Linked DNA regions of Homo sapiens: region 2 is linked to region 1. Evidence: chromatin contacts called from ENCODE Hi-C or POLR2A ChIA-PET data. All regions are on one chromosome and are shown on one strand. The core of a region is the stretch at or near the end of the contact, and the rest is flanking DNA. Distances in the headings are between cores, read along the strand shown. Region 1 overlaps LINC01374 (long intergenic non-protein coding RNA 1374). Region 2 has its middle 270 kb from the start of LINC01375.

Region 1 (4,713 bases), core at 999-3,498:
ATAGTATGGAGATTCCTTAAGGAAATGAAAGTAGAGCTGCCATTCGACCCAGCAGTCCCACTACTGGATATCTACCCAAAGGAAAAGAAGTCATTATATGAAAAAGACACATGCACACACATGTTTACAGCAGCATAACTCGCAATTGCAAAATATGGACCCAATGTAAATGCCCATCAACCAATGAGTGGATAAACAAATGTGGTATATATGCACCATGGAATACTACTCAGCCTTAAAATTGAATGGAACTATGGCCTTTGCAGCAACTTGGATGGAGTTGAAGGCCCTTATTCCAAGTAATGTAACTCAGGAATGGAAAACCAAATACCATATGTTCTCACTTAAAAGTGGGAGCTAAGCTATGAGGAGGCAATGGCATAAGAAGGATATAATGGACTTTGAGGATTTGGCAGGGAAGGATGGAGGAGGGTGAGGGATAAAAGACTACATATTGGGTACAGTGTTCACTGCTCAGGTGATGGGTGCATGAAAAACCTCAGAAATCATCACTAAAGAACTTATCCACGTAACCAAAAGCCACCTGTACCCCCAAAACTATTGAAATTAAACAAATAAATAAAAATTAAAAAGAAGGACTTGAATCCATTGTGTTGGAATGTCAGGCATTGTGAAATGATAAGGGGACAGCACACCCAGAGATGCTACTACGAGGTCCTCCAGCCTATTGAAAAAAAACTCTATCTTAGTTGTTTATATTTTGTCCTATTTCAACTTTTCCCTCTCTCAACTCCCAATGCCTGGGAACAGACCCTGATACTGTCCCTAAAAAGCACCAAACAGTCATTTGGCATGTACTTTTAAGAAGCAGGGAGCTGAACAAATTAGGCTTTAGATTAATATGCAAATGACTCACATAACAATTAAAAAGGAGTCAAAGTCTGTTCCTGACTCACTTTCATCCCCTCTTGAGAGCTGAGAATTAGGCCCCAAACACCCTGCCATAAGCCCAGTAATCTCAGCAATTACTGTGCACACATAAGTGGCATGAGTCATCCCAGCTCATGCAAGATGAAGAGTCTGAGGTAACAATCACATTTTAAGGCACTTTAAACTTTTTCAAGTAGGGCTCTGTTTCGTTTTTTTAACTTTCACTGCACTTCTTCCCAAGTTAAAAGGATAGCTATAATAATACCTATCCTAAAGATAAACTCAGAACCAGCCAAGCATTACCCCACATAACATGACTACCAAATGCCAGAGCCTTACTCTTGCTAGGCACAGCTCTTTCTATAACTTGCTTTTCTCCCTGTGAACTGTTTCTCATCCTCCAAAACCCAACACAAATGCCACCTCTTCTGAGAAGACATCCCCCAGGAGGAATGAGTCACTCTCATCTTCTGTGTGCTCTCAAAACAGTTTGTAACACACCAAATATCTCTTGTAGCCCTTGTGTATTGGTTCTGGTTAGAGGGACCTCTTTTATACATCAAGAGTGCTTAGTATAGCACAGGGGTCGGCAAACTGCAGTGTGCAGACCAAATCTGGCCCACCGTTCCTCTATAGCCCTTGAACTAAGTATAGCCTTTATATTTTTAAAGAGTTGTGAAGAAGAGGAAAAAGAAGAAAAAAAGAAAGGCAGAAGAAGAAAGAAGAAGGAGGGGGAGGAGGAGGAGGAAGGAGGAAGAGGAGGAAAAGGAGGAGGAGGGGGAAGAGGAGGAGGAGGGGGAAGAGGAGGAGGAAGAGGGAGAAGAGGAGGAGGAGGAGTGGAAGAGGAGGAGGAGGAGGAAGAAGAGGAAGAGGAGAGGGAAGAGGAGGAGGAGGGGGAAGAGGAGGAGTAGGGAAAAGGAGAGAGAGAAGGAGAAGGGGAAGGAGAAGGAAGAAGAGGAAGAGGAGGAGGAGAAAAAAGAAAAAGAATATGTGACAGAGTCTGTATGTGACCTGCAAAGCCTAACATATTTCCTATCTAGTCCTTTACCATGATAGCAGGGGCCCAATCATGGATCACTATGTAAATTTATTGCTGATCAGGCCCTAACCTACCTTTCTAGCCATCTCTTCAGTAAACCTTATGCTCCAGACATACAGAACCAATAGGATTTACCAAATATTTTGGACTTTTTCACACCTCAATATTCTTTGCTCATGATCAGTTTTCCCTTTTGGCTTGCCTGATAGTGTGTGTCTGTGTGTGTGTGTGTGTGTGTGTGTGTGTGTGTGTGTGTGTGTGTGTACACATTGGCCCCGTTTCATTAACTTATTGTTGCTATGGCTGGTTTCACTTTCCTTTTCTTTGTTATTCGGATAGAGTTTACATGCAGAGAAATCCACTAAACTTAAGTGTGCAGCTCAAAAACATCTGCTAAAAAACATACATCTCTATCAAGACAAAACTTTTCCAACACCCCAGAAAGTTTCCTCATATCTCTCCCCAACTGGTCTCATCCCCTACCCTAAGCCAAAAGACAACTAATAGTCTGCATTTCTGTCTCCACAGATTCATTTTGCCTGCTATAGAGCTTCATGTAAACAAAATCATACAGTATTTACTCTTTAGTGACCATTTTTTTTTACTTAGCATACTATGTGAGACTCTTCCAGTGGCTCATACCAGTTCACAAGAGCTGAATGCTAAATTTTCAGAAACTCTGAGAGCTGGTTGTTAAAAAAACTATCATCAAAAATTAAATTATATAAACTTACAATTAAATGACATTTTAAAAACAAAAATAATAATCAAAGGACATTATTTCCTAAGTATTTCCTACATTTTATTACATATTCTCTTGAAGTTACTTACAACCATTTTATCTGTATAGTGGTATGCTACTGAGCACCTCTTTCCAATTCCACGTTTCATAGGTAGGTTGAAATGGGCCAGTGTGAGTTACTACACCATGGAAATCAGCAAACACTACAAATAAGGACTTTTTAAAGTTATCAACAATATATTTAAAGCTAGTTAAACATTTATCACTAGGTCTATGTTGTCACATGTATCAATAGCTCCTTCATTTTTATTGCTGAATAGTACTCCATTGTATGATTATATTGCAATTTCTTCTTATTGTTTGAAGAATATTTGTGTTGCTAACACTTTTTTAGTATGAATAAAGCAACTATAAACATTCTTCTGTAAGCATTTCTGTTGCCTTGTGCTCCCATTTATTTTGGTAAATGCCTTGGAGAGCCGAAGGATAGGTATATGCTTAACTTTATAAGAAACTGACACACTTTTTCCAAGGAGGTTATGCAATTTCAAGGTTCCACAAGCAACACTGAGAGTTTCAGTTGCTTCACACTCTTAATTACATTGGCATCATCAGTTTCTCCTTTCTGCCACTCTATTACATGTGTAGTGATACCCCATTGGGGTTTTAATTTTTATTTCCTTGATGATTAATAATTTGAGAATTTTTCATGTGTTTATGGGTCATTGTATATTTTTTACTATGAATTTTCTGGCCAAGACTTTTGCAGTTTGGGAGGGTTGTTTTTATTTTTTTTAATATTGAGAAGTATAAGTTCTTTATATATTCCCAAAAGAAGATTTTTACTAAATATTTTTTACTATTTTCTCCCCTGTTAATGACATATCTATTCCTATTATTGATGTCTTTTGATAAAGAGAAGTTTTAAATTTTTCTGAAGTCCAATTTTTATCAATTTTGCCCTTTTTGGATTCTGCTTTCTGTGACTTTTCTTTTCTAGAAAATATTTGTCAACACAAGTCATGAAGATTTTCTCCTATGTTTACTTCTAGAAATTTAAAGATTTGGTTTTCATATTTAGGCCTATGATCCATTTTGAAATAATTTTTGTGGATGGTATAAGTGAGGTAGGAAGCAAGGTTCATTTTGGTTTTCTTGAAAGATAGTCATTTCTTCCAGCACTATTTTCCATTTAATTCTTTTGGTAATTCAGAAATTAGTTGACTATATTAATGTAGGTCTATTTCTGGTTTCTATCCATTCCATGATTTATTTGCCTATCCCTACATCAATATTACAGTGTCTTGATTACTGTAAGCTTTATGGTAAATTTTAAAATAACTTTTTTCTGTTATCTTTCAAAATTTGTTTATGCTAGGTCTTTTGTATATCTACATAATTTTTTAGGTCAGCTTGTTAATTTCTAAAAAGAAAAGTCTTGATATTTTGATTGAGATTGCATTGATCAATTTGGGGAGAATGGACATCTTAATAATATTGTGTTTTATGATTCATGAACATGCTATAATATCTCTTCATTTATTTAGGCCTTCTTTAAGTCTTTCTATAATATTTCTTACTTTTTAGCAGAAGGCTCTTACATAGTTCTCATTAAATTTGTCCTACAGTACTTTTTTATGCTGTTACAAATGTTGTGGTTTTTAAAGGTTATTTTCCAGTTGTTCATTGCTAGTATATAGAAGTACAATTAAACGCATCATGATCTTGAACCATGAGGCCTAGCTACATTCACTTACTGGTTCAATTTTTCACTTTTTTTTTCACTTTCGGTAGATTCCTTAAAATTTTCATTGCAGACAATCACACCAAATGTGAACAAAGCCAGTTTTACTTCTTTTCCAATCTGAATGCCTTTTGTGCCTTATTACACTGGCTAAGACCTCCAGGACAGTATAGGAAAAAAAGATGATGAGAGCAGACATCCTTGCCTTGTCCCCAGTCTCAGTGGAAAAGTGTTCAGCTATTCATTATTAAGTACAATGGCAGATGTAGGCTTTTCATAGATGCTTTTTATCAAACT
Region 2 (4,738 bases), core at 943-3,442, 370 kb before region 1:
TCCATTGCTGGAGAGCTAGTGTGATTTTTGGGGGGTATTAAAGAATGTTGTTTTGTCGTATTACCAGGGTTGGTTTTCTGGTTCCTTCACATTTGGGTAGGCTCTGTCAGAGGGAAGGTCTAGGACTCAAGGCTGTTGTTCAGTTTCTCTTGACCCATGGGGTGTTTCCTTTGAGGTAGTACTCTCCCTCTTTTCCTAGGGAAGTGGCTTCCTGAGAGTCAAGCTGTAGTGATTGTTATCGCTCTTCTGGATCTAATCACCCGGCAAGTCCACCAGGCTCTGGGCTGGTAGTTGGGGTTGTCTGCACAGAGTCCTGTGATGTGAACAATCTGTGGGTCTCTTAGTCATGGATACCAGGACCTGCTTCAGTGGAGGTGGCAGGGGGGTGAAATGGACTCTGTGAGGGTTCTTAGCTTTGGTTGATTAATGCATTATTTTTGTGCTGGTTGGCTTCCTGTTGGAAGGTGGTGCTTTCAAGAGAGCATCAGCTGTGGTAGTATGGAGTGGAACAGGTGGCAGGCCTAAACCTCTTTTTTTCTAAATAAATTACCCAGTCTTGAGTATTTCTTCATAGCAATATGAAAATGAATGGAGTGTATGTTGTAATCCCTTGAACAACCACTAAAAATAGTGGTTTAGCCAAAAAGCCAATAAAAAAATTATAATTAAAATATGATACATATTCAGTACTTAGGCAAGGAATGGAGATAAGAGAAAGAGAAAACAGAAGGGATAAATAAAAAAGTAATAAAATGGCAGACCTAAATCTTACCATACGAATGATTCATTAAATGTTAATGAATGAAGCACTTCCAGTTAAAGTGCAGAGATTATCAGGGGGATAAGAAAGCAAGACCCAATCAACTTAATGCTATCCTTAAGAGATGCACTTGAAATATAAAGACACAAATAACTTGAAAGTAAAGAGTTATAAAATATATATATATATATACCACAAAAACATAAAGCATTAAAAATGAGGGCATAAAACTACTAATAGAAAACATAGAGGAAATGCTTGATGACATTGGTCTGGGCAAGTATTTTTGGATAGTACTTCAAGGTCACAGGCAACAAAAGCAAAAATAGACAAATGGGATTACATCAAACTAAAAAGCTTCTGCACAGAAAAAGGAACAATCAACAGAGTAAAAAAAATCAACCTACAGAATTGGGAGAAAATATTTGCACACTATACATCTGACAAGGGATTAATATCCAAGATTTATAAGAAACTCAAACAATAGCAAAAGCAAATAACCCAGTTTAAAAGTGAGCAAAAGACTTGAATAAATATTTCTCAAAAGAAGATACACAAATGGCCAACAGGTATTGAAAAAATGTTAAACATCACTAATCATCAGGGAAATGCAAATCAAAACCACAATGAAATATCACCTCACCCCACTTAGAATGGTTATTATCCAAAATACAAAAGATAATAAGTGTTTGCAAGGATGTAGAGAAAAGGGAACCTTTACACACTATTGGTGAGAATTAAAAATTAGTGCAGCTATTATGGAAAACAGTTTGGAGGTTCCTAAAAAATTTAGAAATAAAACTACCATATGGTCTATAATCCCACTACTGAGTATATGTCCAAAAGAAAGGAAATCAGTATGCCAAAGATATATCTACACTCCAGTGTTTATTGCAGCATTATTTACAGTAGCTGAGATGTGGAATCAACCCAAATATCTACCAGTAGATGAATGGATAATGAAAATGTGGTATATATACACAATAGAATACTATTCAGCCACACAAAATAATAAAATCCTGCCATTTGTGACAATATGGATGAACCTAGAGGACATTATGTTAAGTGAAATAAGCCAGGCACAGAAAGATAATTACTGCATATTCTCTCTCATATGTGGAATCTAAAAAGTTGATCTCATCGAAGTAGAGAGTCAAATAGTGGTTACCAGAGGCTGGGATGGTTGGGAGGATATGGGAAGATGTTAGTCACAGGATGCATAATTACAGTTAGATGAGTTGGATGGGGGAATAAACTTTAAGGGGTCTATTGTACAATAAACTGATTATAGTTAATTACAATATATTGTATTCTTGAAAAATGTGAAGAGTGGATGTTAAATGCTCACCACAAAGTTGTAACTATGTGAGTAATGCATTTCTTTGCTAGCTAGGTTTACACATTCTACAATGTATATATACTTCAAAACACGATATGGTTTTATACATGATCAAAACATACAATGTTATCTGTCAATTAAAAAAAGAAAAGCTTGTTTACATGAAGCAAAAATTGAAAGAATTAAAAGGAAAAAGATAATTATATCACCATAGTTAGAGATTTCAATACTCCATTTGATAAAACAACTAGACAAAAACATCAGTAAAAACAGACAACTTGAACAACACTATCAGCTATCTTGATCTAAAAGTTAGGGAACAGTAGACCCAACATCTGCATTATAACACATTTATTTCAAAACCGCATGGTACATTCACCAAGATGAATCACAAGGAATAAAACAAATCTCATCATCAGAGGTTTGTGGTGAATGAGTGGGCGAGTGACTTTGATCAGGTAGATATGTTTCTGAAAACCCATTATGAGTGGAGCATTGTCTAGGAAATTACAAAGGAAGGTGATGACTCAGTTCTTCCCTCAAAGTTGGCATAATATAATGAGATTGGGCCAAGATAATGGTGGATACATAAGTGCCAGTGACCCAAAAATGAACTTGCCTGATCCACAGGAGCTTTATTCAGGACTGCATGCCACATATATGGAAGAAATATTTTTAGAAAACACATTAAAATTGTCTACAAGTCATTTATTTATGGTGCCAGAAATTGCAGTTAGCTGGATTTGTCTACTCCCTTTCAGGAAAATAGGAGCTTGATAATATTTATCTTCAAGGTTTCAGGTCTGAGGGCAGGCAAATTGTGAAAAATAGGAATGTTTTCTTCCTGTCTTTTACCCTCTGAGACCATGTGACCCAACAGAAATATAATGAAAACCACAAAGGCAAGCCACATATGCAATTTTAAATTTTCTAGTATCTACATTGAAGGAAATACAAAGAAACAAGAGAAATTGATTTTAGTAATACATTTTATTTAAGCTAATGTTTTAAAAAATATTACTTCAAAATGCAATAATTATAAAAGTTATAAATGAGATAATTGGCATTTTTATGTTGCCTTAATGAAATATGATGTCTGGGGGCAGGGGGTGTATGTTTTACAGTCCGTCTTAATTTGAACTAACCACATTCAAGTGCTCAAAAGTCACATGTGGTTAGTGTCTGCCATATTAGATAGCATGGCTCTAGTAAGTAGCAGAGAGAAAAAAAAACACTATTTATTTTTCTCTACTCCATCTTCTATGCTGTTAGAACCTACCTTTGAGCTAAGATGATCCATGCGCTCTCCACCCTCTAACAACACAGATGTTGCCGATTATACCAACAGGGCCAGGAAAGGAGCATAAACCCAGGTTAAGCCAGAGGAGATAGGAAGGGTCTTTTCACTGCCTTGGAGAGCCTCTGTCTTGATCTGTCCTGTCCTGTCACCATGTCAAGAACCCTTGTGTATGAATTGCAGAGAGTGTAAATTAAAATACATAAAAATTGTTAAAGCAATATAATTATCAAGAACATGGCTCTGGGAGTAAACAAACCTGTGTTTCAATGCTGGCTCTGCCACCACTAGCTTTAAGTCCCTGAAAAAGTGATCTAATTGCTCTCAGCTTCAGTTTCTTTATGTGTAAAATAGGAATTATAATAACTATTTTGTAAGATTGTTGTAAAATCCTACAGGGATATATTATACATATGTAAAATGCCCGGTGGAGTTCATAGCACACAGACACTCAATGATTGCCAATGCTGTTGTTTTGGTTGTTGCTAGTGCTCAGAGAAGAGAATTTGTTAACCAAGCACACTCCATAAAATGTATACCCTGGAGAATTTTTGTAAAATTTTTCTGACAGTGATATTAGCATAGCTGACATAGAAAATCTGACGTAATAACATTTCCAGTGATAATCTCAAAAATTATATCCAAATAAGAACAGACCTACACACATAGATATAGCTTATGTTAAAATCCTAACATTTTAAACTTGATATCAGAAAGTCCTTCCAATTATGCAAAACTTTTCACTTCTGTTTTAAATTTTAAGGTAATTCTCATAGTAACTTCCATACACTGCTGCAAATGGTACACAAACATTTCAAAAGAATTTTTAAATATGTTGCAAAGACATTATACAAAATTTAGCAGAAATGCTGCAAGTCATAGTGAAGACAAATCTTTCATGGAGAACTAAAATTGTACATAGCCAGAAATTTTAAATTTGAAAAACATATATATATATATATATATATATATATATATATATATATATATATATATATATATAAATTGAGTGCTCCGAGGGGGGAGAAGGTATTGTTAACAAATCCTTCTGAAAAATAAGTAAATTATTGAGATTAAGCAATAACTCAACAAATCAGAAGAAAATGATGAAATGGGAATGACAGAATGAGACTGGGAACAATTTCTTCAGTGTTATGAGATTAGAACTTGCTCAGCTATTACCATCTGTTGATTATAACACTGAGTTCTTGTTATTTCATAAAAAAAAAACATTTGCTCTGGGGAAAGGTTGAACCCCTAAGGCCTGGGGCTGAGGCAAGTTTAAATAGATTGCAAATATCTGCTTATAAGCTAAGTTCAGGCTGCAGTGAGGAACAGGCCA

Evidence for each region. A loop is a pair of places that touch in the nucleus more often than their neighbours do. ChIA-PET counts read pairs that join two places held with the same protein, here RNA polymerase II (POLR2A). Pooled maps may share reads with other maps.
Region 2: a pooled map shows a loop between it and region 1 (20-fold over the local background). The contact joins two enhancer-like sites. A Hi-C loop is called at or near these places in 6 of 50 pooled maps. POLR2A ChIA-PET finds 5 or more read pairs at or near these places in 3 of 52 experiments (OCI-LY7, activated naive CD4-positive, alpha-beta T cell and activated naive CD8-positive, alpha-beta T cell).

What each region holds. Positions count from the first base shown.
Region 1 is chr10:89,858,411-89,863,123 of GRCh38, reverse strand. All of the region lies in intron 1 of LINC01374 (long intergenic non-protein coding RNA 1374), which reads right to left. Among named protein-coding and RNA genes, the nearest start is that of LINC01374, 6.9 kb to the right of the region's middle. Within about 2 kb of position 2,248, at least 5 of the 41 ENCODE cell types and tissues checked have a DNase peak (open chromatin) inside an H3K27ac peak, as active enhancers do.
Region 2 is chr10:90,225,250-90,229,987 of GRCh38, reverse strand. No RefSeq gene overlaps it. Among named protein-coding and RNA genes, the nearest start is that of LINC01375, 270 kb to the right of the region's middle. Within about 2 kb of position 2,192, at least 3 of the 41 ENCODE cell types and tissues checked have a DNase peak (open chromatin) inside an H3K27ac peak, as active enhancers do.